7 separate regions of the Mus musculus genome follow, and regions 1, 2, 3, 4, 6 and 7 are each linked to region 5. A link is a loop called in an ENCODE intact Hi-C map of the cell type or tissue named here. Cell type or tissue: heart. All regions are shown on one strand. Region 1 has its middle 100 kb from the start of Gm40217. Region 2 overlaps Plpp3 (phospholipid phosphatase 3). Region 3 overlaps Plpp3 (phospholipid phosphatase 3). Region 4 has its middle 190 kb from the start of Gm29922. Region 5 has its middle 190 kb from the start of Gm40217. Region 6 overlaps Plpp3 (phospholipid phosphatase 3). Region 7 holds the start of Plpp3 (phospholipid phosphatase 3).

Region 1 (4,000 bases), 83 kb after region 5:
AGACTGTGTGACGCAACAGGAATGACTGTGAGCAAGAAGGAAAAGTCTCTCTGCATCCGTTAACTCAGGGGTCTGTCAAGGTGACATATGTGTCTCAGGGTGACAGACAGCTGACCAGCAAAGGACCTTACATCCTGGTGTCAACTCTGGAGCCAAACTGCCTGGGGCCAAATCAGGCCCTGCTGCTATGCTGTGTGGCACAGGGGAAGTTCACCTACCTGTCTGAGTTTCATTCCCCTGTCAATGGTGTGAGGCCAGTGTGACTGTGCTTGTGTCATGGGTTTGGTTTGAGAACATTTGTAGTGCATTGATAGTACAAATTGCTTAGGACAGTACCTGTGTGTGGCACATCATGTAAATATATGATATGAATGTAAATGTTAGGCATGATCAGGGAAATGTTTCTTTTTTTTTCCTATAAATAAAATTGCTTTTATTTTTTGAGAAGCTGCAGACTTAGTGACAAAATTATCAAAAGCTACAGAATTCCCAAGGATCTCCCCCATCCCACCCCTGCGGCCACATTATCTCCCCTGTTATCAGCATCCTGCATTGATACAGCATATATGTTACAGTTAACGCTGAGCCAGCATTGACACACTTCCTGACTGAAGTCTGTTCCTTACGTTAGGATTGTCTTTGTATTGTGCACTCTGTGGATTTTTTGACAACTAGGTGTCAGGCATCCGCCATTGCAATGTCTTCCAGAATAGTTTTATTGTCCCTTATTCTGGCCTCTTGACCCCTCACCCAACTACAGTCTGTCACCGACATTCATACTGTCTTTATGGTATGTCTACCAAGACATATGTCATCTTGTGAGAAACATATGGCATGGCACGCAGCATTGCAGATTGGCTTCTTTCTCTTAGCCGTATGCATTTACATTCCACCCCCACCCCCGTCTCCCATTGCTTAAGTTTTGATTAGGAGGAGAGGTCTTCACTCAAAGCTGAATGAGGGTTCTCTAAGGAAGCTGAGCGAAGAATCTTTGGCCCTTTGTTCTTGTGCTCTGGAGAGCTCTGCACCTTTGCCCTTAAAACTTGATTTCCTGCTCTAGAAAAAGTCCCACCCCTAAGGCATCTGGCCTCTCAACCGTGACCCTTTTAAAATGCAAATATTCTGAGATCCCTGTAGGAGTTTCAGGAGTGGACCCAGGGCGTTTTCCTGCAGGAAGAGGCCATCATCTGTCCCCATAGCCCCTTGCCTAGAGATGGGACTCTGGAGAGCGGAAAGCAGAAAGGTAGATGACAGGGAATTCCTTACCCACGTCTTCTAGCTGGAGGTTCAAATAGTTTCAGTGGTCACACTTCATGAAGCAAGAACAACCACAAAAATCAGAACACAGCAAAAGGTCTTGTAAATTTCATCCATGAACATACATGACTTGACCATATTTAATTTTTAGTGATAACTTTTACCAAAAAAATAGCAGTTAAAGATCCTCAGAACTTTTAATTTATCAGCACTTATTTATTTACTGAGCACCTAAGAATTTATGATCCTGTGCAAGTACAAAGTAGTGTGACCTCAAGATAAAGCAGATGGATACGTGTTTCTGCCCTGCTCCATCAAGGAAGGCTTCCCGGAACAATGGAACTTGATCATGGAGGTGGAGGATGACCTAGATGGGAACATGACACACTAGAGAGGACCTGGGTTGCTGACAGTGGGACTCTATTCTAGAAAGAGTGAGCAGCTCTGTTGGGCTCAGAAGAGGGCATTCTTTAGAAGTGGGGCCTGGGCACTCCCAGGTCTATGGCAGGAAGTATAGCCTGCAAGAACATGGAGCTGGGCACTCCAGTTCTGTAGCTAGGAACCATCGCCTTCGAGGATGTGGGCTAGGCACCCAACAGGACAGATTTCAGTTTACCTCTCTTCCCAGGCCCAGCCTTTCCTGAAGTGTAGTCCCTGAACCCTTGTCCCAAACCCCTGTTGTAAGTTCTTAGAGCATTTAAGGACTTCCTTCTTCCGGCCCGAGTCCTTGGCTGCTGTGATCTTCATTGTCCCCCTTAAGGAACAACTTTATTCTCATTTCTGAAGGTCAGACAATAGAATTCTTGTGAGAGGTCCTTCTCTGGAACCAGACAACAAGGCAACCTTGCCTCAGCCTGAGGAGGAGTGGGTGGGGCAGCATTTCCTTCCTGGAAATCAGTTTGCCTGCACTCTGGCTCCCCACCCTGCTGCTCTGACCACTGCCTTGTCCTGCCAGGACCCTATCCCCCCACCCCTACCCCCACCCCCATTCCTGATTACCCAGCAGCTACTCCTCAGCCCTGTCCTTGGTGACGGTTTTCCACATTAAAGGTCAGACTCTTGGGTGACTCAGCTGTTTTGTCAAACAGCTCCCCCATGCTTTCCAAGTCAGGGAAGGCTTGGGTCTGCAGAGACTACATAGAAATAAATCAGCAAACAGGTGCCTGTAAGCATAGTCTTTTAATCTGTCTTTCTCCTGACTGCCTTCATGTGTCTATGAACACACCATACACACACTCACACACACACACACACACACACACACACACACACACACACACACACACGGGAGGGGGAAAGAGGGTACTTGGTCCTCTTATTACTTGTGCTCACCCCACTACCTTCCCATTACTCATCATTCTTGACCCTGCTCCACCCCCACCCCCACCCCATGCCCCAGCCAGTTCTCACACCATCAGGGACCTGAAGGCTACCTGTGGTAGAATGAAAACACCAACACCTTGAAATCAGAAAGAGTTCAAATGACAGCTATAGCAACTGTTGTACTAATCTGTGTAAGGTATCACTCTCTCTCTCTCCTCTTCTCCCTCAGCCCAAGTCCAGAGATTTAAAGAAAAAGGAAAGACTTTCCCTGTGGATTGAACTACTCAGCTCATAAGTAACTTAGAACAGTGGCTGCAACAAAGTGTTATCATAGTGTATATGTCGGGTCGTCCCTTAAAGCCAGACTGCCCATGAAGACCATAAGGAGGCAGAGGGAAGAGAAAGGGCTCCTGCTTCAGTGGGAAGATAAAGAGAATTAATGGGTTTGACAAAATCTAGTCACTAGACTCCTATAAATCAATCTATCCTCCCTCTCTTCCTTTAATTAGCAAATTTCTCCACATGAACCAAATGGGAGAGTCCTGTCTTCCATGCACACTATGGGCTGAATTTCCCAGCCTTCTTTGAATCTAGCAGTGGCCATACAGTGGAACATAAATAAAGTAGGGGAAGACAGTCTCGTTCTCGGGTCACTTTCTAAACAGAGAAGCAGAGGAGGAGGAAGACGAGGAAGACAAGGAGGGGGAGAGGAAAAAGTTGTTCCCCTTGCTTTCTTTTGCTCTTCCCTTTAGCTAAGGATGGGTTGATAATTTCCTTGAAAGTAGACAGGGAAGCCACGTTTCATATGACAAACTTCTAGAGTGTTGCACGAGGGCAAAAGCACATCTGTTTGATTTAGGTCCTGTCGTTGAATGAGCCCAAAATAGCAGCGTAGTTAGCCTCCGACTCATTTCCAGTGAGACCTCCCCCAGTGGTTTTCAACAGATCAGCAAAGCTCTGTTTCCTTTGTTGCCTCTGGCCCGATTCTGACAATGTCTGTCTTACCTAAGACTGTGTCCCTTCCCACCTGGCCCTGGGTCTCCAGTCAGTCCTCACCCCAGCCCAGGACAATTTCAGGAGCAGTAACAAAACTTTCTACAGTAGGTACATGTTTCAAATTGTTACACTCCTAGCACAGTGTGCTGTCACTTCTATTAGCATGGAATATTGCCACTAAGGAGACCTAGATAACAAGAGCGCCCATCAGGGTAGCTTTTGCTCATTTTCTTCTTCAAATGTCTCATTTAGTTTTCGACACTTGATTGCAAATCATGCTCTAGTACCCAAAGAGTGTTCTTCTGGGACCATTTCAGGATCTTTTATGAGAGGCAGGAACCTGTTTCACAATGTCCCATCAAGACACACAATAGAGTAAGAAAGTCCCCCCAAAATAAAACTGAATCCCCTTGGGAAGTAAGAA
Region 2 (4,000 bases), 280 kb after region 5:
CCAATGTTTGGCCATTCTGTGATCGGATGCAAGGGCGGAAGATGGTTTACTTACACAAACACCCTGGACAATATCACCCTTCCTCCAGCAGCAAGACTACACACAAACAAGGAGGCTCTAGGAATCCCACTCACACGATGCGGAGATAAGAAGCTCACAGTGTGAGGCCCCTTGCAATGCCTACTCTGTACTGCTCTCTGGCCACTGCCTACCTGTCTTCTACTTCCTTCTATCCAACCAGAGGTACTGGTCAGAAAGCTTTAGTCTTTAAAGTAAATGGACTTGTGTCTCAAATCCAAGCCTTGCCATTACTGGGGACACAATACCTAGCTCGGGAGTTACAGGGTACAAATGTGGGACAGTGCAGGGAAAAACTAAGTGTCAGCCATCATCAATGGCTGCTGCACTCACTGCCTAGTTATATAAAAATTACTTATTTTCTCTGTGGGAAGGCAAGTAAGAACTAGGAAAAGAAGAAAGGTAGGCACAGCAATATATGTCTTCAAACTCAACACTCAGAAGACTGAGGCAGGAGGATCAAGTTTAAAGCCAGTTTCTGCTATGTATGTAACAAAACAATGTCTCATGTATGTGTGTGTATGTGTGTGTGTGAGTGTACACATACATACATATGAGACTCATATACACATATGTACACAAATACATACATGAGAGAGAGCACACGTGAGTCTGCATGTGCAGACTCGAGCTGGTTACAGAGCCGAGTAGACAGGAGCTTTCTGTAAGGTAGATAGGATCTACTTGCAAAGGCCTACAATTTCTAGAGCTATCTTGAGGAGTGAGTCAGCATAGTGGCAAAAGTCTGTTTTTGATGTCTCATCATGAATCTTCACCTGCTGTGGAGAGAGATGGCAGCCACCCCTAGGGCACACACGGCCCCATCCTGCTGGGATGTAGCCTAGCAAGAGATCACTAAGACCCATGCAGACCAGAAGCCAGAATTCGGTCCTCAGCCCAGCTTCTGCTTCCACGGCAGTGGGTGGCTTAGTCAGCAAACGTTGCAAAGGCTTTTGGCTCGGAGCACATAGTGACAGCAAACTTGACTTGCAGTGCTCAGGAATCCTTGAGGGTTTCAACTCTGCAGACTAAGTAAGTGAGCCCCTTGAAGATAGGAATCACACCGATTACACACTGAGACTTTTAGAAACCCCACCACGTCTCCATACCAGCATGGGATGGATAACATAAAAGCAAGAGAATTTTAGAATCTCAGATGCAAAGGAAAACAAGAGCTGTCTGTCTGGTCAGGGATTTTGCCAAGTGCAGTCCCTTAACCCTCCTGTTTCAGAATCACCCGGACGCTTCGCAAGAGAGATGTCTGAGAATCTGTGGGTGGCCTGGAATGTGCACTTTACCCGACTTTGTAGCAATCTGTGGTATAGACTAAGTAGCCGAGAGAACAGCAGTGGACAGTATGGGAGGGCAATGGAGGGGCTCAAACCCTCTACCTCGGGGCCTCGAGGCTTGTATCCTGGACATAGTAGCTCCTTCAACTCCACGCTGGGATCCACCACAACTTCTCCCACCAGAGCTGCTCCCACCTCTCATTGGTCCCTCATTCTGTACAGTTAATAACCTTCCATTTTGCTGTTACAACACAGGCTTTGATGTGTGGTTCTCTAAATGCTCTATCATGCTTCCCTTTCTAGACTGTGAGCTACTCCAAGGCAAGGAGTTGTGCTGAGTCATTCTGGCCGCCTCCCGGGTGACTACAGACACCAGAGCTGCCTCTCTTCTGCCTACACTTGCAGAAGTGTGCCTTGGCCTAGGGATTTCCTTTCAGGTTTCTAGTGTTCCACACAGAGCTGTCTCTCAAATTGAGTAGAGAATCTTCTTTGGAGAAGAAAGCTCCAGGAACTGATGCACCCTCATGGCCTAGTAACAGTAAGGACTGTATAATGAATGACAAAGTATCTTTGGCAGCCTAGTCTTTTGACTCTAGGAGAGTTACTCAATTCGTAGTCATTGCTTTTTAGCCTCAATAAAAGGCTTTCGGTGGCTGCTGGCACCAGGAATTTGCCAGTGTCTGTGTTAGCCCTGTGCATCTGAAAGGGACAATGATGGGCTAGGATCATGCTGCTGTGTGATGCTCAGCCAGCAATTACAACCTGTTTCTCTTGATGCAGTACAGAATTGAACAATGTTTTCTAATCACCTACTTGCCTTGCATTTGTGTACAACTGGTACTTAAACAACAACAACAACAACAACAAACAGGACTAGAGAGATGGCTCAACAGTTAAAAGCACTTGCTGTTTGTCTGGGGACCCAGGTTCAGTGTTCAGCATCTATAATTGTCCTCCAGTTCCAGGTGATCTGACACCTTCTCCTGTCCTCTCAGGGCAGCAGGCACCCATACAGTACACAACAAACATGCAGGCAAAATACTCATACACATAAAATAAAACTTAAAAGTTAAGGATATCTCTATCTATCTATCTATCTATCTATCTATCTATCTATCTATCTATCTATCTATCTATCTATAGTGTACACTTGCTCTCTCTTGCAAAAGAGCAGAGTTTGGTTCTTGCCCTCACACCTGTGCCCACCCAGTGTCCAAGTTGGCTCCCACCATACCACTGTCTGGCTGTTAGGAAGTAACAAGAGCATCTATAGGTCACCACCAGCATTTAAAAAGATAAAAGAGAAAACGTTAGACAGGACCTGCCAACATGCCAACTAGCAAGCAGCAAGATACAACTGCCTCCTCTGGGTTTCGATTTCCTCCCTCTCAGCAAAGGAACAAAAATAAAAAAAAAAGAGAGAGATTCTTAATGAACTTTGCAAACTATGGAGTGCTGTAACGATACTGTTACCATCTCCTGATTTATGCCTTGGCTTCCTTTCCCTGCCACATCTACGTTCCTGCCGACCTGACAGTGGGGAACTAGGTAGCGAGGTCAGCTTTGGGCATTACTGTCAGACTTTTGTTCAGGGGATGTGGGTGTCATTTCTTCCATCCCTCTTGACTCTGGCAACACTGGACTACATCCAGAGGGAGCAGGTAAGAATCTCCTACTACAAGAGGAAAAAGTCTTACAAATTCCAGGGACAGAATGCAGGCTTGGTACTGCTGTTTTACCCCTGAAACAACACAGCGACCTGGAATTGGTTCTGACTCTGTGTGTGTGGACTTGGGTGTGTCCTGGGCTCTCCTCACTGAGCTTCCTCTCACAAGGCTGCCGTGGCCCGGCTCTTCCTCACGTGAGCATTCTTGCCCCTCACTCTTCCCAAGGTCACTGCTCTGGGCCAGAGACAAAGAATGCCCTCGCCCTTCCCTGCATCCTGGAGGAAGATAGCAGGCACAAAAGAGCAACTGCTAGTGGGGGGCCACACCCCCAGGAAGAGAAAACCAGGAAAGACTGCTGTGTGTTTATAAAACTTGGGAGCAGCTGCTTCCTCTGCAGAACCCATAGCCATGGGGGCCTGGCCCTCCTCTGACCCCTCTCAGTGCCCCCCTAATTTACCATCTGTTAGAGGGTCAGTAAGGAGGTGACCAGATATGCAAGTAGTCATCAGACAGGAAACCAACCGATGTCCGCCCCTCTGTCCCACTGCCTGGCTGAATCCAGGTAGAGGTTTGAATCTTTGGTAGGGAGAGCTGCAGAGCTGTGCAGGTAGGAAGAACAAGGGTCTGTGCAGCAGCATTTGGCTCTGTCTGTCTGTCTGTCTGTCTGTTCTGTGCACCTGGAGGTCTAGTCTCTGCAAATGAAAGATAACGCATGTGTGTTACCTCTTCTGGCTCTGGGTGTGTCTGGGCTGTGGCCTTCTGCTTTGTTCTTCTGTTCACATCCTGCAAAGGTGTGCCTTGGTGTGCTGTCCTGCCTGAGTTCTAGCATCTGTACTGAGTCCAAGGCACTGTGTAGACTGCGTTTCATCAGGTTCCAGAGTCTTCCCTTTCTGGAAAGCCTTCAGTGGGCAAGCAAACTAAACCCATACTCCCTGTGCACGCCACTTTTGCCTAGACAAATCTGCT
Region 3 (4,000 bases), 300 kb after region 5:
CTTGAAGACATGTGACCTGGCAGTGTCCCCTAATCCTTGCCGAGGTCCCTCTGATAACATATAAGAGATGAAATCTGAGTGTCACGGCAGGTCAGAAATGAAGGCAACCATTCTGTGCTGAAGAGACTGGGGCCCAAATATCCCACCCAGGCACACACACTCAGTCTTTGCCCAACGTTCTCTACCCCCATCCTCAACTCATTTCCCTCTTCCAACCTGTTTACACTTTTACCCTATGGAATCTTATAGGCTAACAAGTTCCAGATGTCCACTGCCACAGCCCCGATTGCTGACTCCTTCTGATTCTTTATTTATAAATCACACTCAGGTGTGTTTACGTGCAGGGAGTGGGGGTGGCCACTGAATAAGTATCAAGTACCCATGATGGGAGTCCTCCACTCACAGGGTGAATCTGGAGCAGGTCAACTTCTCTATCCGCAGAATCGTGACTTAGTACTTCCTAAGAGCGATGCCATTAACTCTCTTCTGACCCAGCTTCCTAACCAAGCAGAGGCAACAGGTCAGACAACAGTAGAGGAAGGTTTCTTGTAAGAACTACCTATAAGCTGGGAGCAGAACCAAGGCCCTGGGCACAATACCTGCCCTCGGATTGCTCCTGAGTTGCCAGGACCAGGCCACACTGACAAAGAAATCCTGGCTCAAGCCTCATGCAGTGTGATTTTCTGTGACAAGGCAAGTCCGTTGTACAGATGGGGATTCTGGGGCTCTCTGAAGGATGGGAGATGACCGAGGAGTAAAGTCCACTGTCTCTCAGTTCCAAGACATGGGCAGGCTACCAGCTTGTTAGTGCCACTCTTATCAAAACCATTTCCTATGGTGGAGGAGCAGTTGTGTCTCCAGGACAGCCTTGCTGAAGCCATTTAGCAGACGCAAGGCTCCGGGACCACATGGCTTCTGGAGCCGCCCTGACAGATTGCACAGTTAATGAGCAGCAAATTATGTATTTTCTCCATCCCTTGTACAGAAGGGTCGCGGAGTCGACAACACAGCCATAAATCATCATTATGAACCAGGGGACTGGGCTTCTTGTAATCCTAACCCTTAAAGGCTATTTAATGAAACTTGGGCCGCACCTCTGCAGGAGGGGCGAAGGCTTAAACCGCTCCCTGACATGTTACTCGCCTTCTCTGGAGTCTCAGATTTACTACTTTCGGACTTTATTCATTATTCACAATGTTTTCATTCCTGGGTCATAAAATGAGCACCCCACCCCTCCTCCAAAGGCTTGGTCCCCACCCCCAGGGCCTTCATTCCTGCCACAGTCAGCAAAGTTCTGATAAGTTTCACTTTGGGAAAAAAAATGTCTTCTATGTTGATCTCTGAAGCAGCTAGCAGCGGATCTGAGGGGTGTGGGGGGGATGGCTGGCTGCCAGGCCGGCAGAGAACTCTCCCCTACCTGCCTTTTAAGGAGCTTGGCCCAGAGTCTGGAAACTCATACAGAGGAAGGCATGGCAATTAAGCCACAAGGGGACAGAAAGGGACGGGTCCTGGCCGGCAAGCCAGTGGTTGGGAGGTTGTCTCCAACTGTAAGAGAGAGCCTCTTCCTGTCTTTTGTGGTGAAAAAGAGCCCAGCTACCCACATCTTTACAGATGTTCCATTCAGGAGGGGAAATGGAGAGGGTCTTTAGGCTAGCCTTCCTGGGGAGGAAGGAGCAGCAACCTGGGAGCCAGTAAGTCTCAGTCTCATCATTCTAGTCCTTTGCAGTCACATGACTTCACCTGTCTGGGCTTAGGTGGTCCCTTATAGAAAATAGCATTAATAATATCCACCTGGCAAGGCTGGCAAGGAATTCAATGGGCGATATGTCAAATGCCTGGCACTTTGAAAGGCTCATTTTGGTTTTGGTTGTTTTTTCTTCTTCTTCTTCTTCTTCTTGCACGATTAGGATGTGGGAAATATGCCGTGCCAGGGCAGAAGCAGAAAATACGTGTGTGGTGGTTTTGATTTTGATCTTTCCAGGAAACAAGATAGAAGAAAAGAAGCCCATTGCAGAAGGACCCCACCACTACCACCACCGCTGCCGCCACCACCACCATCGCCGCCACCACCACTCAGCTGCTGTGTTGTTTTAAACATTTTGCTCTATTTATAAATCACCCCAAGAAAAAGTCATATTTTTACACAGTATGTCCTAACAATTCCTCTTCTAAAAACTGAGACGTCTTCCCCGGGTGACTCTGAAGGGCTAACATCCCGATACTCGGTTCTGCTTTAATAATATTTACATAGAACTTTACAGCTTACAAAGCGCTTTTCCCTCTGTCGAGCTGTCTGTTTCTCACAGAGCCCTGCAGGTCATTCTGGGATTACTGACACACTTTCCAAGTGAGAGCAGTAAAGGCCAGAGAGGCCAGTGAGTCACTCTGAATTAAAGGAGGAGAAGGGCAGGACAGCTTGGCAGCCCCATCGCCGACACCTGCCCTTCTCCCTCCCTCCTGGGTTCTTCTTAATGGTACCAAGATAGCCGTTTCCTTGAAGTCCCAGAAGATAGCTGGTCTTTGAGTCCCAAATACAAAGGCATACAAGTAAGGTCTCTTGTAGTGGATCCATTGCAACCAGATCTTGGGAGCCAGTATTTAGCATTTAAATACAAGCAGCACCAGACCAACCCATACAGGTCTACTACTGAGTTTATTTGTATGTTTATGTCCTTGTTAGCTTTACCCTAACCCCCAGACCTCGCGCATGTGTATATGGGTTAACGAACTTCTTTGCGCCAGAAGAGATTCAGTCAACAAACATTTGGCGATGGAGAATTGTTTTTTCTTTTTCTTTTTTTTTTCTCAGTCTCAAGGCTAAGGGAAAATATAATAGGCTTGGGTTTTGCCTTTCAAGATGGAATCAGGAATGGAGCTGAATTTTCTCTGAAGCCAAATGTTCCATCTGTTAGAAGGAAATGGCCAGATCTTTACTTGAGTAGAATTAAGTGATTGGAAAATTCCCACTCAGCTGTCTCCAGCATTTTGGCACTTCAGTGCCATGCTGCCTGAGAAAGGCTATACGTCACAGACATTTCTCAGGCTACAGTGGTGGGTGTGACAACTCTGACTTCTAACACAGATGACAAAGAGGCCAGAGAGAGAAACCTCAGAAGCCAATTATGGCTGCAGCCATCAGTGGCTGCCCTGTGCCCACAGGTCTCCTGAAGAACATGGTTTGAAGTACAGTTATTTTCCCAAATGGCAAGCGCTCCCAGCCAAAGTCCTCCTTGAAGAGATACTCTGCCAGTTCATGCCAGTCTCCTGGCAGCTCTTTCCAGAGTGTTGCAGGCTGCCAACTTCACAGTCCTCTTTCATGTTGAATTTGTCAGGTTTCCTTGATATTGTACCACTGTGCGTTTCTTCCTATTTCCAAGCTACGCTCTCCGTTTCCAATGTCTCCACACCTGGCTTTTACTCTTTCGTAGAGTGGTATCCCTGGCTCTCTGCTGTGATTTTAGCTGCTTCAAATGCTCTGTGAAGATGAAATGATCTCCTAAGGACGAACGGGCCCCCTCCCATCAATCCTGTCCCTGGCCTCTGATAATTCACCCAAATGGACATAAAACTGATACTAGTAGATCAGAGTTTAAGATTTAACCCATCCCCACCCTCCCCCCAAGACAACTTTCACCCCTGTATTTCTAGTCTATGTGCCCCTAAACCTAACAACAAAAACCCAGACCCTTAAGACCCCTCCATTTCCCTACTCACCACCATCAGCAACTATCCACAGATCCCTTGTGTCATCTTTTTTCCCCCTCTAGTTCCTCTCATATTGCCACCACGAGGGTTCAGGCTTCATTCTTACCATAGTTAAAAAACTGACCCTGCTAACTTAGAACAATATTCTTGTTGCTCTCTAGCAATTAACTGAAGTGAAAATTCCTCACCACCAGAGACCTTGACAGTCATGCCCCGGTCTTCTTTGTCTACCTGAACTTCGTCCTCACCCTTTTCCCTGTTTCTCCAGCCAAACAGGTCTGCTTTGCAGTTCCTG
Region 4 (4,000 bases), 150 kb before region 5:
TCAAGTTTTCCCTTTCAGATATAATATTAAGTATCAAACTAAGAGGTCATTCATATTAAATGATTGATGGATATAATGTTGGATCTAACAGAGCTCATTAAAGGAGGAAAGAAAACTTACAGCAGGGATAGTGTGCCCTTCTAATGAAGCATTGCAGTCAAAACAGAATTCACAATGGAGCTGTAGGATGTGATGCTGTGTTACCTGAAGTTTGTTGCTAAGGATGGCCCTGCCCTTGCCTCATGAAGTAAGATACTATTCAAATATGTATACTTTGTAGGGCTAGTACAATAACCTCATTATACTTAAATACTATATTAAATCTGAAGAAGTGTCTTATTTTTATCTTGGAGAACACAATTTGAGAATTTCTGCTTTGCATATGGTCTTAAATCTCTTCACCAGACTGTGAGTCCTTGAAGCTTGCAGATTAAGTATGTGTCCTATGGTGGTTTGCATGATACATAATTAAATATCATAGACTCTGGCATTTGAATACTTGGTCTTTGATTGATGGCATTGTTTTGGAAGACTTAGGGGGTGTGGCCTTGGTGGAGGAAGTATGTTACCAGAAGTGGGTTTTGAGATTTCAAAACTTTAAACTGTTCTCGGTTTATTCTCTGCTTCCTGATCACAGTTCAAGATGTTGGCCCCAGTATCCTGCTCCAGCCTGCTCCTTGGTGCTGTGATAAGAACTCTTATTCCCCAAGAATCATAAGTTCAGACAAACCCTTCTTTCTATGAGTTTCCTTGGTCATAGTGCTTTCTCACAACAATAGAAAAAGTCACTCTATAGCTTAGTAAATGTCCCTGAAGTTGTCTGATTGTGTATAGTTGGTTGAACTTTATTGAGAGAATTAAAAATCATCTATTTCCGGGGCATTTAAATAAAAGATTAAAAAATAAGGTTCCTTTCCATAAACATTGAAACAAAAAGTTTAAGAAAAGCATTTAAGTGGGCTGTTCCTTGTTCTTACTAAAAGAAAATTCCATTGTGTTATTTTCTCCTAAGAGCTAGAATTGATGTCTTCTTTATTCCTTGGTGATATGTCTAGGTGCTTCGATTCTAAATGAGTTCTCTCATCTTTTGAATGGGCATTTTCACTTATCTATCCTGTCTTATCTTAGACTTCACTTCCAATTCTATCACACCCAAGACTGGGTTTTGGTAGCTTTCCATGGGTCCCATAGGCTCCATTCACTGCCTCATAACTTTAAAACTGGCTAAATTGACTTCCATGAGAAAACAACTACACACCCATTTAACATTAGATTCCTTGAACCAACTATGTGCTCAGAAAATATTTCTTGCTGAGGAATTGGGGGAATCAAAGGGGCTCAGAGGATGAAGTACTTGTTGTACACTTCTGATGACCTGAGTTTGATTCCTGGAACCTACATAAAAGTGGAAAGAGAAAACCAAACTATCTATGTAAAATTGTCTTCTAACCTCCACATATAAATTGTGGCATGAACACACACACTCACACACACACATCATATAACATACAATAATAATGATGATAATAACAAATAAAAATTAAAATAATTATATAAAGATGAATGGGTGTTTTCCCAAGACAGCTAAAAGCATACATAGAGGGCCACAAAAAACCAAACTCGTCCTTATTATTGTCAGTGATGTGGGATATGAAATAACTTGCAGAGAAATCTGCTTTGGCCATCACTGTTGCCTGTTGATCCCATCTGCCTACTCAGCCCCGCCCCTTCTCCCATTACACTCCCATGGAACCTTCCTGAATCTGACCTCATGCAGGCAGGGCTGGGGGGTGGGTGCCTTTTAGCCTCACTAACCTAATTGTTCCTCATTTCCTGCCTATAAATGGTGCAAGGTGTGGAGCTGCACCTCCCAGTGTCCCAATCTCAATCATTTGTCTGCATTAATCGACACTAATGGCTTTTACAAATGTAAGTCTTTAAGCTTTAGTAAGTTACATGTGTTTGAGGAAACCATTGAAAGGAGGCAAACTCACTGATCCTGGAACTTCCAAGGAAACGTTCTCAGACGTCTTGAAGGCAGGGGCAGGGCCCAGCATTCCAAAGCCGGGTGCCTTTGCTCCCAGATCTCCTGAGAGAGTAAGTTGTTATTATTAATAAAGTGTGACTTTTCCCAAATGAAAGAACAAAGCCCTGTATGTTCCCAACTGGGTAGAAAAGACAAGCACAATGAAATTTCAATTACATCAGGTTTTCAATACCAGAAACTGTACATTTAACTTACTTGTGTTTTTATATTCTTTTTATATCTGTTTTTACATTATTTTAAGTATTAGATAAAAGCGTAAATATATTTCTGCCCTCTAGCTCCCAGCTATAATACTAGCAGCATCTCCCATCTTGTCAGTAATTTTTATAATTGTAGTCATTCTTATATACCATATGTTCTGTTTTTCATGTTGTAGTATCAATACATTTTTACTCAATATTCTACTTTAGATAACTTTCAACATGATTAAAATTCTGGTGAACTAGTGTCTCTTATTTTAGTACATTTAGTTTTATATTCTTAACTGTTCCTGTACTAAAATGTTTAAATACAAGATATATAACATATGTTATTAAAGTACATAAATATATTTATAAAATATGCATGTAATATATCGTAAGTTTATATATTTATGTACATATTATATACATATAAATATATAAAATAAATTTATATATTATATACAAATTATATTTCTACATATATTAAGATGTATAAAGTCTATTTTAAATATAAGATATAATTAAAAAATAATTTAAAAGTAACAAAAGGACAAAAATATTCACAACTCATATGGAAGACTGGGAATTGATCACTCACCTTGGCATATAGTAGTGGGAAAATTTCAAGGGTCCTCACTAAAAGGTTGTGTCAGAATAGAAATCTAACAACATATTACTACTTTGAAGTGTCATTGCAAAAATGATTACTCAGCGCAACTGAGAGCATACCCAGCTGTACTTTCCTCTACATAGATTCCCCACATGTGCAGAAGCAGAAGCTCATGTGTAGGTACTTCACTTCCAAGTGACTTCTAGAAGAAAGAGTGGCATACAGCCAAGGAAGTGCACAGAGGAACTCAACAAAAGGAGCTCATCCCATTGAAGAAAAGCAACCCTTCATCTTACCAGAACTCCCACGGCCAAAATCCACACTTCCATCTCCAACATCTCTAACGATTTCCTCATACCTAGCCAATACATGGGTGCATTCTTGGTGGACCTCATCCTAGAGGGATAGGAGAGCTTGTTGCCTTTAATGCATAAACCTTGGTGACTCTTGCCTTGTGACTATTGTGACCATGCATGGAAGTATCAAGGATCACTTTGGTGAATCCCCTAGGTTTCTGGTATATTGTGCCTTGTTTCCACTCTATAGCAACAAGCCTGGTGCCTCTACATATCCAGAGTCCGTTATCCTCATCAGGATAAACTGAGGTCTTTGTCTGTTGGTGAATGATAAAGGGTGCTTGTGACAAAATGGAAACACAGTTTGAAGCTTAGTGGAAATCTTCCAGTGTCTCTTGATAGAAGTATGCTCCAAATTGGAAGTTAGGATGTTGACGATAAGAGTCCAGAACATGGTTTTCTCAACCTGGGGACCGTGACCTTTTTAGCAACCCTCTATCTCCAAAAATACTATGTAACAATCATAACAGTAGCAAAATTACAGTTATGAAGTAGCAACGAAAATAATTCTATGGTGTGTGGGGGGAATCACCACAGCGTGAGGAACTGTATTAAAGGGTCGCAGCAGTAGGAAGGTTGAGGACCACTGGTCTAGAAATGAACACTCAGAAACACCATCCAACCAACACGACCTGGGACCACTTTGTAGGCAGCTACCTTAATCAGAGATCCCCAGAATGGGACCAGAGACAAAATTAATTTAGGAAGTGACTCTAGGGAGGAAGGACAAGTGACAGGAGGAAATGTCTACATGAGGACACTTGGTGAAACTGGCCACTGCCTCAATGAACGGGTATTTAATAAA
Region 5 (4,000 bases):
CTTATGATTGCTGTGTTTACTCAGCCCTCATTGTTTGCCAAGAGTGTCCTGGAACAACAAGAGCTGAAGAGGATCATACCCACAGGTGCCCTACCTGTCACCCACTGCAGTCCCAGGCTTGAAGAGAGAGGAAAAGGTGAACTGGATACCTCTCTCTATTTCCAGATGGCCAACACATCCTGCCACCATGGCTTCCCCACTATGATGGGCTGTACCCTTAATCCCATAGTCAAAACACTGTGTCTCTCAACTGCCTTGACTAGGGTACTGTCACAGCTGTAAGAGGAGTCCCTGGTGTATCTTGTAACCATCTCAAGTTAAATGTGTTTAAAAGCAAGATTAGTGGCACTCTCATACAAGCTGTTCCCCTTTGAATTTCTCACTTAAGAATGTCATTTACCAACAGATCTGGGAGATGGTAGGTCTAGAGATAGTGAGTTCAACCACTGTGGAATCCCTTGGCTTCCTACCGAACCTGCCCATGAAGCCTGGAGGTGGAATATTTTCTCACACTTATCTCACTCATTGGCCTTGCCAATAATTCAGACTGTATCTTCCACGGGCTTGTTAGTTCAAGGACCTTTTAGAAAATTTATTTTCTTAGACTTTGATGCCTTCAGAGGGCAAGGAACACACTCTCTATATAATATATTCTTAGTGGTCAAAACAGGTATAGCATAATGACACTCAGTTGAAATTTTCCTGCTTTTACTATAGCATGCTCACATAAGCTATGACTGACCACAGTTTATTCCTCTTCGTGGGACTACAAGCCCTTGGTTTGTCTTTGCTGTATTAGCACCTCACTCACCGCCCGATACATAAGAAGTATCAGGAAACTATGAATGAATGAATGAATGAATGAATGAATGAATGAAGAAATGGCACAGTAAACTAATGAATGGAGAACAAAGAAACAAAGGAAGCAATGGAGTTCTTTCCACTGGACAGCCCTGGAAAGCCCTGAGTAAGCCACCACCAGTGGAAGTTTAAACAAATACTCTCCCTCCTCCTCCCCATGTCACAACCCAGGCGAGACTCTAAAAGGAACCTTGAGAGCAGCCTGATGTTGAGTGAGAAATTCTCACCAACAATCAACAACCAGCTTGACCTTTCAAGTTCCCATCCTCTCTCCTCTCTTTATCGTTCTCATTTCCCACCTGGCCCATTATTTCAATAATGACTTCAAACGCCAAGTTTTGCTATTCAGGGCACTATGGAAATATGTTTTTCTCATCGGCTCTAATGAAATAGTTTCCACTGTCTGTTTCCCTTGCAGATAGCGATCACAGTCCGGCCGCAATAAAAAAGAAAGCCCAAACTCTTGACCGATATAGAATCTGAAACTTGTCCTTGGAAAGCAACACCCTAGGGGATTCTATCATAACTGCTCTGGACTCAGCCTGGCTGTTCCTGTTGAACACAAGGTATTTATTTGGAATGATCTGTTTCTGTGAACTGACTTCCCGATTCTTCACTCTAAGTCTTCCCAGAAAGCCAAAAGAAGATGACTTTGAAGAATGTCAGTCCCTTAAGACCTCCAGTGGAAGGCTTCCCAGGGTCTAACAATAGGATTTCAATGCCCCTATCTTCTTCTACCACCTCCTCTGGCTATATAGTCCTTCATCTTTTATTGCATTGTTGCCTGGGCACTTGCCTGTCTCAGGTTGGCTGACTGCATAAGCACGTCAAAACCTTCTCCCACCAGGCACAAGATAAATGGCCTTGGACAACTGCTTTACCTTTTGATTTCAGTATCCCACTTAATGCTTCATAGGATACTATGAATTACATAATATACCAGGTGCCCCACCGGAACAGGTTCCTGGCCAATTGGAGGAGCATGTGCTGTGCCTCCTTCTTGTCAGTATTTGATTTCTCTGAGCTCTTGGAGGATGATGCTAGCACAGAGTTTATAGCTGGGATGGCCTTGAGGGATAGCCCATTTCACATGTTTAATACATATACATGCTCACCTCAGCACACTCTCCCCCATATGTACACTAACCATATATATATATATATGTATATGTATGTATATGTATGTGCCACATAAATTATATGGATATCATATAAAACAGAAATGCAGATCACACTATGCAAAATATTACATGCATACCAGATTCACAAATACTATACTACACACACACACAATTCAATTTAACATACACACACTGGGAGGTGGGGTGTGGCAGGTATTTGGACATTTGCCAATTAAAGTTCCCAGAGTGACTTGTCCCCACTGCCCTTTGTTGTGATCCTAAAGAGGAAACAACTCCTGAGCTCCATCCAAAGGGATTGGGAGGAAATGCTTTAGGAAGCACAAAGAAAGGGGATGTGCTGTCCTTTTAAAGCTTGTGATCTTTGCTGAGACCCTGTTTTCAATCCTGGCTGATAGCAATCAGCAGCAACATACCTGGATCATTCACTCAAGATCGGGTACCGTTTAGCACACACTTAGGAGGCATTCAGGCCATCTAGCCAACCTCTGTGTGTTCAGCTGATAATCAGTCTGGGGCAAGCAAGCAGTTATCCTAGCTGATCTCTGCCACCACTTCAGCTTTGCTCCTGAGCAGTAGACTAGCTACAAGCTGACACTGACCAGACACTGACTGACCAAGGAGCCTGTATCTACCTTGCTGTACTTTACCAACAAATGTCTCAAAACTAACAGTTAGCCTCCATTGATCTGGGGTGTGGACCTTTATTCCATTTCATCCACCTGTAAATGTGGCTACTATCTGTGTTGTTAAGGTTTGACACCTTCCAACAGCCTACTGACTGTCTAAGGTCCATGTGATGCTTAGTGCCCTCGGCTCTAAATCAGTTCAGTAACAGCTTTGTTATTCAAAATGCACAGATTTCTAGAGAGGCCAAACCAGCTGTTTCCTTCCAGCCCAAGCTTAGTCATTTGTTAATTGAATTCAACCTAACAATTTCCCCACAGAGCCATTTACCATCAGGATAGGACATAGCCACTCCAGCCTCGGAGATGTGAGGAGGTGATGGAGTCCATGATGTCAGGCAAGTAGAATTTCAGTGATTTCATTAAAAAGAAGCACTGTCTCCTTTGTCATGTCTGAGTTGTGCAGCTAATAATTAAAATCTAGCTCTTCGTGCTTTAGATATTATAACGGAAACGTGTGTATTAATGGCAAGAATAGAACTCCAGAGTCCAAGCCAGGGTGAGTCTTCAAAAGAACTGTCCAATGGGATCAGCATCTTCTACCCTGTGTTGCACCTTGGTGCTGGATCAGATGACCTCCAAGCGCCTTCCCCTCTTTATTTCATGTTCTTAGCAGTTAAACTAAGTTGTGTTTATTATCTCGTTAGTTATTTACAGTGGCCTGGAAGATTTTCACTTTTATTTCCCAAATATGGAAGTTATGGATCACATAAGTATCTCACTAAATATCTCATAGCCCACAGTGGCAAAGGCAGAACACGGAGACTGCCCCATGCTCAGGACACCACACTGGCTTGCCTTCAGCCATCCCACGAGTGTCTGCAATTTGATAACGGTAGACTTCCAGGGGATGGCTTGAGACTTTCTGGTCCATGTGTCAGAAAAGATTAGGGATATCTCTTGTAGGTATAGGCTTGACTGCAGAACTTCCCGCTGGTCAGAAGATGACAGCTGGTCAGCTCACCCTTAAGTACTGGATGTCACTTTCTCAAGGTGGCCTTCCTTATACCCTTGACTCTGGGTCCCACTATCACATGTTACTTCAGTGTCTTGTTCTTTGTACTTTACAGTACCATATTCAAAGTAAGGCTCCCTAATTGTTCTTCCCGTGGATGAGCCCTGAGCTTCCTAAAGGTAAGGATGACAGGCAGTACAGCTTCTAGCACTGGAACAAAAGGATCAATTACCCTGTCTCATGGGAAAGTCTCTATAGTGTAGAGACTATGAGCCAATCAGTCAGAAAGAAATATCCCAGAGTTAGCTAGAACATGCCCACAAAAGAGAATAACAGTTGGTCAGATTCCATTGGCTGCT
Region 6 (4,000 bases), 290 kb after region 5:
AAGCTGACTTCTGATCACAGCATTCTACAAGACAAAACTTGTGCTCACAGAGAAGAGGATTCACAGAACCTATTAAACGATTGCCATCTACTGATGGGATCCTGGAGCCCGAGGCTTTTGGGACACTAAGAAGAGACGACTCGGAATGAAGATTCAACGGCTTTAGTCACTGGGCTGGAAACATTTAACAGGCATCAGTTCAGGGCTCTGTATGAGTGCCAAGGACAAAGGGCTACTTACTATGCAGCAGGCCACCAGAGCTCCTTGGGCAAATCCTGCCAGGACATCGCTAGGATGATGCTTGTAGTCAGATACCCGTGACAATCCCGTGTAGAAGGCCATCATGAGCAAAGTGAACTGCAGGAGGGGGCGGAGCAGTCGGGCCCCGCGCCAGGTGAAGCGGGCCTGAAGGTAGAGCTGACAGAAAGAGAGAAAAACACCTTCAATGACTTCTCATTCACAGACACTAGACCACTAGGCTAGTGTGCTCCACATTCCTGCCAAATGGAACCATCTAGATGTGGTATGGTATACTGTGTACAGAGCACTTAACTCGGACACGATGCCCCATGGGGAAATGCTGATCTTCAGCTTTTATAGCATAAAATTTTGATTTTTCTTTTAAGAGATGAGCTATGGAGACTTGAATAAGATAGCACCCATGAATGTTTTTTTACATGCTGCTGGGCACACAGTAAGCATTTAATAAATATGACTTTCCCCTTACCCTCTGGATCTATACTACTTATAGATCAGTAACCAAGGCCAGAAAAGGCTTTGTTGTGGGATTGATGTCAATTTACTTTACACATTTGTGAGTTTTCTCGGGGATTACAGCTGCCTAGTCCCTAGGGACCAGCTGGTCACTGCAACAGCAAGGACATACCAATGAGGCTGCTCTGATGCTCTCAACAAGGGCATGTTTCTGCTTTGAAAGAAAGCAACTCTATCCAAGAGAAGTTTCTAAGTCACCAGGAGGAACCTGGACTCTGAATAATCAAAAGGAAGAAATGTAAACCAGCCAGACAATGCCAGAGAACTTTCAAGGGAAGAGATATTGCACTGGGTAGGGAAGAAGAGTAATCCTGAGGAAAAATGGAAGAAAATGACAAGGGGAAAAAAAAATACAACTCAGACACCTCCTCTGGCCCAAGGAAAATTGAAATGACGTCAGCTGGGTATTGTCCCCTCTGGAGTTATCTCGCTAGAGCTTCCGCTTTAACCTCTGGGCACAACCTACTTCCCAGGTTCCTGTGGGAACTTGGGAAATGAGGGGGAAGAATCAAGAGGAACAAGGGGGAACTTCCGTCTACAAATCAAAGCAGGGGAGAGGCCAGGACAAGGAAGAGCAGAAGGAGGGGCTGCTAGGCACAAGGCAGACCTGAGGTGGGGGCAAAGGCCGGACCTCCCTTCCAGGGACAATGGGACACTTTCCTTTTGGTGGTCAGGAAGGAGCATGCCAAGAGCCAGGGAGCCGGACTGAGGGGATGGAGAGTGGACGGACGGTCCCAGAGCACTTGAGCTACGCAGGAGCGATGTCTAGGACAGAGGCTTTAACTACCCACAGAAAACAGCAGGTGGCTCTACCATTATTTCAACCCAATGGGTGTAATAGGAAAAAAAAAAATCTAAAAACTAGTAAAACTAGTAAGAGTATACACTGTTGTTGGCTGCTAGTTTTTTCTCTTTTTTAATCAATGGCTTTCTCATCTATCAGCAATAACCAGTTAAAAATCTAAACGCAAAAATAACAACAATAAAAATCCCCACACACCACCACCCCAAAGGCAAAGACAATTAATACAAATGAATGTACCCAAAACTTCATGAAATAAGGGGCATAAAGGACACTTGGAATAGAGTTAGAATCTTCATTTATAAGAACAATGAATGTATATAAATTCAAGTAGAATTTAATGCACATTCTAGAATACCTGAAAAATAAAACTAGAAATTTCATTCTCAAGAAAAAAATCCCAGAGAACAGACCCATGGACGGGCATATGCTATGGCAGGTGTCAATGACAAAGAAACGGGAAGGCATCTCCACTCCGTGTACAATTATGGGCACAGTAAGCGTAGAGTGATGTTTTGAACAGACACTGTTAAAGGAGGTAGAGGGTGGCTAGGATCATTGCCAAAGGCAAAGGATGCTGGACTTCAACCATCAAGATAGAAGACATTTTAATGGAAGTTAAGGGAGACTGGTGGGGGCTGTGACTGCATAGGGTATATAGAGAAATATGGTTGAGAGGGCCTAGGGGGTCAGACCAGGGAACCTGCCTTCTGCTAGGCAGACTACGTTCTCTTGAGCTGTATTCCATGCAATACTAAGGGTCTCACAAGACTGGAGAACGCACTATACCAAGTCCTTAATATAAAATTACCAAAGGCTTTGAGTTCTTCGGGGGAAAGACCCACATAGCCTGAAATTACTCATTTTAGAGAATATCTTCCTATTAAAGGAAAAAAGCATTGGCAATTACAAAAATTGGTTTTAAGTAAAGCACTCAGTTTGATGAAAAACTAATCTACATGCTTTGTAAGGAGTATAGATAGGCAGGGTTGGGCTACCATAGGCACTGTAAATGTCAGAGCAACTCTAAAGCCTTTGGCCATGGGCTACTCCATTTATGCTTCAATACTTTGATATGATGAACCAAAAGATCCTGCCCTTAGCCCAGCATGGTATCTATAGTCCAAGCAGACATCCCAGGCAAGGGGATTGTGAGTTTGAGGCCTGTCTGGACTATAGTGTCTCTCTCACTATGGGGGTGGGAATGGTCTCTCAGCAACCCAAAACAAGTTCAAGGAAGAATGGACATTCTGGGTGCCCACTCAGGTTTGCCTTCTTCAGCTACTCTTGGTGATGGACAGGAGAGAGGTGGATAACAACAGAAAGAACACAGATTTTAATCAGAAAGCCCTCTGGAGCCTCTGGTTCCTCTCAGGTGAAGGAGAATAATAACCATGGCCTGAGAGGCAGCAGTACAGATGGTGGACTACACAGAGGGCCCGGACACAGAGGGCACAGCACAGCACACAACTCAGTAAGTACAAGCTTTGATTCTTACAAATAAAACACTTAATTAAAAAAGAATAAATATTTAGAATGCAAAAAAGTTTTTATTCTTGCTGGGCAGTGGTGGCGCAGGTCTTTAATCCCAGCACTTGGGAGACAGAGGCAGGCAGATTGCTGAGTTCGAGGCCAGCCTGGTCTACAGAGTGAGTTCCAGGATAGTCAGGGCTACGCAAAGAAACCCTGCCAGAGGGTGGAGGGAAGATTTTATTCTTTAACCACTTTTCTTTAAGTAGCTCTAAGAATTTTCAGTTTCCTTCACTGAAAAGAATCTACAGACCTTGGAAAGCGCTCGTGCAGAATCCCACCCTTTCCTTGCTTGCTGCCTGCCCACTTAGGTCACAGGCCTGGGAAGCCAGGGTGGGGCAGAGGAAGGGTGGGCTTCCCAACCGGACAAGGCTACATCTCCCCTGCCACTGACTCAGAGGCTTCAGGCTGGGGCTCCAGAAAAGAAAACTCTCTTAGAGGAGTGGAACTCAGGGAGGAGACAGGCATGAGAATAGCTCCAGGAAGAGAGCAAGGGAGTGCTTGTGAATGAGACCGCAGTATTGGCCATGGGAAAAGAATTCCTCACATGGAGTGGGACTGACAGCCAGCAGACCGACAGCCAGCACTGCCTCCATATCCATCAGGAACTGGAACACTGTGGAGCAAAGGGCTCGTGGTCAGGGATGACCCTGATGACCACGATGGGGACACTCCTTTGCCTTGACACATGGGTTATTCAATGACCGTGACAATCTTTCCAAAACCAATAAATTACTAAAGACCGACCTTGTGCAGCGACCTTCCACCCAGTGGCTGCTTTTGATCTGAAGTTAGTTAGGCAATGGCAGGAGGTAGGAGGCTTTGTGGCACCCCTACCAGCTCTACCACGAAATGGATGGGATCTTCCTGCTTAGCTCAGTTCACAAGCGCCAA
Region 7 (4,000 bases), 350 kb after region 5:
AAACTTGCATCTGTTCTAATAGTTGAGCTAGCGCCTCAACTTTGAGGGAGTGTAGCTCCACTGTGGCCCCCAAGCAAGACTGTGGCAGGCAGCCTTTCTTTCAGTGGCCTCCCGGCACAAGTCAGGGAGTGAGCTAGTTTAAAGCTGATGCCCGGGAAGCGGCCTATCAACTGGCACACAGTAGGCGCTCAACAAGTGATGTGCTCCTCGCTGCCCAGCACCTGGCCCGGTAGAGCCGCGTTCCACCCTCTGGGGCTTTCAGCCAAGCGAGTAGCGAGTGACAAGGCCGGCTAGCGCGACTGGCCCTGCAAGGCAGCGCGACGGAAGGGGTGGATGTTTACATGCAGCCGGGACGAGCAGCGCCACTCCGGCAGGAGCCTGCCTTGCTCGGAGACCGAGATGGGTCTCACTCGCATCTGACTCGGATACAGAGCAGAGAGCCACAGGTTTCCTCCATATCTTGGAGCTCGAGCTCACACCTTCCGAGGTGCTGGGCCGGACTCCCAGCTGGAGATCACCCCTAAGGAGGTGGTTCCAGCTGCCGCGAAAGCACAAGCACGCCCCAACTTGAATTCGCAGGCCGGGGATTGGGGGTCCGGGAGGGCGGGGAGCTCGCGGCCAGCACGGCGCCCGGGGGTGGGGGAGATGGCTGCGGGACCCTGGGGGCTGACAGCGCAGCGGGGCCCGGGGCCCGGAAGGGGTTGGGTGGGACCCGTGGGACTGCGCTCACCCATGAAGAGGCAGAAGAGGTCCAGGCAGATGAGCAGCACCCGCTTGCTGCCGCCCTTCCTCGGGTTGTTGTTGAGCGCCGGGCTGCCGCCGTTCTTACTCTCAGGGACGATCGCCTTGTCGTACTTGTAGCTTTGCATGGCGCTGGCTGCGGGGAGCCTCCCGGGGCGATGCGGGCCGCCGCTGCTCAGGAGCGGGTATGCGGGCTCGGGACGCGGCGGCGAGAGTGCAGCCCGGCGGAGTAGTTCCAACTGCAGACGCGGGTAGGTTTCCCCTCTGGGCGCCTCTGCTTTCCTCTCAACCCCAAACTGTTCGCTAGTCCAAGGGGAAGAGAGCCAAATCCCGAGCAGGAACTTTTGCAGAACTGTGCTGCCCCGGACGCGTCCGGCTGGCGTGCGTCTGCGTGCTGGAGTTTGCGAGTGGGCAGCGTCGGCGTCCCGCCACGATCCTCCGCAGCTACTTAATGAATGGAGCAGCGCGGAGCCCTGCAACTCCGCAGCGTCCTGCAGCTAGCTCTCCTCAGCGTCTGCCCAACTCCAACTCTGCCTCCTCCTCCTGCTCCTCCTCCTCCTGCTGCTGCCGCCCGGGCTGCCGCTGTGATCGCTCGGTTTGTTTTCTGAGCTTATATTTCACGAGCGCCTTTAAAAAGCGAGGGGGGAGGAGAAGGACCTCCTTACTTGGCTCCAACAAGATTCAGAAAGCACAGCCCCTTCCTTAAGCTGCCTAAAACGTAGGATAATTAAGGCCACATTTCCCCCACCCCTTTTCCAAAAAAAAAAAAAAAAAAAAAATCGTAAAAGAAAAAGTTGTTCTCAAACCAGAGAATCAGGGAGCCCCTAGCGTTCAGAAACTCCAAAGCATCACAAAAGGGGAGGAAAAAAAACATATAAATAAAATTTTTTTTTCTTGCTGGCCTTTGATTAGAGGTGGGGAGAGGATCGGTGGGAGGTCTATAATACTAAAATGCTTTCTTTATTTACTTGTTTATTTATTTACAAATTTCAGCCTTGAATTGGATTATCCTAAAAATTCAATTTTCAAGGAAAGCTAGGTTGGTTGTTGTTTTGCTTTTAACGCTCAGCACCGGATAATTGTGCTAGATTCCGAAGATCCTACGGTGTAAAAGACTCCGGGCTGGGCGGTGGTGGCGCACTCCTTTAATCCCAGCACTTGAGAGGCAGAGGCAGGCGGATTTCTGAGTTCAAGGTCAACCTAGTCTACCGAGTGAGTTCCAGGACAGCCAGGACTACACAGAAAAACCCTGTCTCGAACCTCCCCTCCACCCCCCCCCCCCCCGAAAAAAAAAGAGACTCCAGAGCCAGACCCCCTGTTCTAGAATCCTATGTCTCTGTGCCTTAATTTCCCCGCGAGTAAACTACAGACACCAAAATATTTCTCCCCAGGCAGTCATGGTGGAGATATAATTGATTCTTTCTCATGTGCTTCTGCAGCAAAGCTTGCACAACAGAGGAGCTCGGTGAGTTGAGCCAATACTACTAGTTCTGAACGTGGGTAACCAAAGCCAAGCCTGCCCGCCTCTTTCCTAGTCCAGCTGGCCTCCGGCATACCTGAGCATTATTGGCCTTGACTTTCAAGGAATCTGATGTTTCCCTTTGAATACTTTTTATATGGTTTTATATGATTTTTAAAGTTGATTACTTTTTTATGAGCTGGTTTTTTGTTTTTTGTTTTTTTTTCCTTCAAGAGAATCAACACTTGAAGGGTCAGGACCCTCCCTTACATTTTCCTTAGTATCAAGCTTGGAGCACAGTACATAGCATACAAATGCACATTTCTTCCAAGGGTCTTTATAATACAGAGGTGGAAATGGCTCAATGGTTCTAGCATTGTTGTTTGTTTGTTTGTTTGAGACAGGGTCTCTCTCTCTCTCTCTAGCCCTAATATGTCTTAGAACTCACTATGTAGACCAGGCTGGCCTCAGACTCACAGAGATAGATCTGCCTGCCTCTGCCTCTCGAGAGCTGGAATTAGATGCAGCTGGTTCTAGTTTTTATAAAAAGATTATTCTATCTAGTATTCTATATCAGTCTATACAGACTAGTGTTTTGCCTGCATGTATGTCTGTGTGCCATATGCTCGAAGCACTCACAAAGGCCAAGGAGGGCTGTTAGATCCCTACAACTGGAGTTACAGATGACTGGGAGCCACTGTGTGGGTGCTGGGAACCCAATCTGGGTCCTCTGCAAGAACACTAGTTGCTCTTAATCACGGAGCCATCTCCCCAGCTCCAAGTCCTAGCTTTTGGATGGATAGTACAAATGATATCCGACTGCCCTAGTGGGCCACTCCATAACTCTGTATCCCACCGCCAGCCCTCTTGAGTATCCCTTTTATTGCCTACCGCTTCGGTCCCACCCCTCTACCTACATCATAAACCTTCCTCCCCTCAACTAGCACACTGTTTCTCCTCCGGTGCACCCTGATCTTTCACCCCCTCTCCTTGTCCTGCTTGGTTCCAGCACAGGATTAATTTTACCTTCAATATTTCGCCTAGGCCACTCGTGCAACACTCAGTCTAACTTGGTGTCAGTTAACAAAAACTAGTCATTTGTGTAAATGGCCTTTGACGTGGGACCGTTGATTATCCTCAGTGAGCCTCTGTAGTGCTCAGGGTTTGAGGTATGCTGAATTAAGCCCACATTGGACCTAATTAACGATGAGACTGGCAAGGAAAGGCAAAGTCCTGTCTTCTGAAAGCAAGATGCACCAAGAAAGTGCTGGAGCGGACGTGTCAGCTGCCAATCAGAGGCATCCCGCCCATCAAAGGAGAGCAGGTGAGGCCCCTTGGCATCTAAGAGAAGTTCCTTGAAACCCCCTTCAGGAGAAGCAGCACAGCCTCACCTGGGAAAACAGCAGCAACAATGCGAAGCTAATGTTATAATTAACAGCACTCTAAAAGGAATTCTGGGTACCCGAGGTTCTTCCATGCTCACAATCCTCTTCTTCACGTGCAGAAACCTCCTTGAAATTCAATGTGCCAAATCTTCAGAATTCCAATCAGCACAGAAAGGCAGCTTCTGCCGCCTGCTCTAACCTGCCGCCCACCTTGGGTCCTCCAGCATCTGCGCTCCCACTTCCCACTCCGGCTTCATTCCCTTGCACAAGTGGCCATAACTTGCTGCTTCAAGGCCTGAACCCTGAAGCCTGTCTTAGAGATCTGAAGGAGCAGCAGTGAAAACCACTGCCCAAGACACAACTGAGTGGAGCTCAGCTAGTCCAACCTACCTGCTCCTCCTCCTCCTCTGGAAGA

Evidence for each region. Hi-C counts contacts between places; a loop is a spot of excess contacts. Peaks named below come from ENCODE experiments on the same cell type or tissue, not always from the same donor. Only the 100,000 strongest peaks of a DNase experiment are listed, where the experiment ranks them.
Region 1: it touches region 5 in a loop (8-fold over the local background); 7 of 42 quality-filtered maps call a loop at or near these places.
Region 2: it touches region 5 in a loop (2.6-fold over the local background); 4 of 42 quality-filtered maps call a loop at or near these places.
Region 3: a loop joins it to region 5, with 2.5 times the contacts of the local background. A loop is called at or near these places in 5 of 42 quality-filtered maps.
Region 4: it touches region 5 in a loop (15-fold over the local background); 3 of 42 quality-filtered maps call a loop at or near these places.
Region 6: it touches region 5 in a loop (2.7-fold over the local background); 6 of 42 quality-filtered maps call a loop at or near these places.
Region 7: a loop joins it to region 5, with 6 times the contacts of the local background. A loop is called at or near these places in 6 of 42 quality-filtered maps.

What each region holds. Positions count from the first base shown.
Region 1 is chr4:105,422,131-105,426,130 of GRCm38, reverse strand. No RefSeq gene overlaps it. Among named protein-coding and RNA genes, the nearest start is that of Gm40217, 100 kb to the right of the region's middle. In heart, a CTCF peak has its summit at 2,357; a DNase peak (open chromatin) is centred at 2,090; H3K27ac peaks cover 290 bases.
Region 2 is chr4:105,223,462-105,227,461 of GRCm38, reverse strand. The region is part of intron 5 of Plpp3 (phospholipid phosphatase 3); the gene reads right to left. Among named protein-coding and RNA genes, the nearest start is that of Plpp3, 68 kb to the right of the region's middle. In heart, no CTCF peak of the experiment used is centred here; DNase peaks (open chromatin) are centred at 1,701 and 3,311; H3K27ac peaks cover 1,020 bases.
Region 3 is chr4:105,202,649-105,206,648 of GRCm38, reverse strand. All of the region lies in intron 2 of Plpp3 (phospholipid phosphatase 3), which reads right to left. Among named protein-coding and RNA genes, the nearest start is that of Plpp3, 47 kb to the right of the region's middle. In heart, CTCF peaks have their summits at 1,502 (motif pointing right) and 2,330; a DNase peak (open chromatin) is centred at 1,408; H3K27ac peaks cover 2,030 bases.
Region 4 is chr4:105,656,608-105,660,607 of GRCm38, reverse strand. No RefSeq gene overlaps it. Among named protein-coding and RNA genes, the nearest start is that of Gm29922, 190 kb to the left of the region's middle. In heart, no CTCF peak of the experiment used is centred here; a DNase peak (open chromatin) is centred at 1,747.
Region 5 is chr4:105,504,670-105,508,669 of GRCm38, reverse strand. No RefSeq gene overlaps it. Among named protein-coding and RNA genes, the nearest start is that of Gm40217, 190 kb to the right of the region's middle. In heart, a CTCF peak has its summit at 2,290; DNase peaks (open chromatin) are centred at 1,199 and 2,309.
Region 6 is chr4:105,215,745-105,219,744 of GRCm38, reverse strand. It overlaps Plpp3 (phospholipid phosphatase 3), which reads right to left. Exons shown (of 6, transcript NM_080555.2): 5 at 241-417. Among named protein-coding and RNA genes, the nearest start is that of Plpp3, 60 kb to the right of the region's middle. In heart, a CTCF peak has its summit at 1,573 (motif pointing right); DNase peaks (open chromatin) are centred at 1,324 and 3,504; H3K27ac peaks cover 858 bases.
Region 7 is chr4:105,154,694-105,158,693 of GRCm38, reverse strand. Plpp3 (phospholipid phosphatase 3) reads right to left here and starts at 1,347. Exons shown (of 6, transcript NM_080555.2): 1 at 731-1,347. The coding sequence starts at 869. It overlaps Gm29838 (a long non-coding RNA gene), which reads left to right and starts at 2,023. Exons shown (of 2, transcript XR_376486.3): 1 at 2,023-4,000. In heart, CTCF peaks have their summits at 364 and 1,573; DNase peaks (open chromatin) are centred at 233 and 1,313; H3K4me3 peaks cover 1,968 bases; H3K27ac peaks cover 1,481 bases; H3K27me3 peaks cover 589 bases.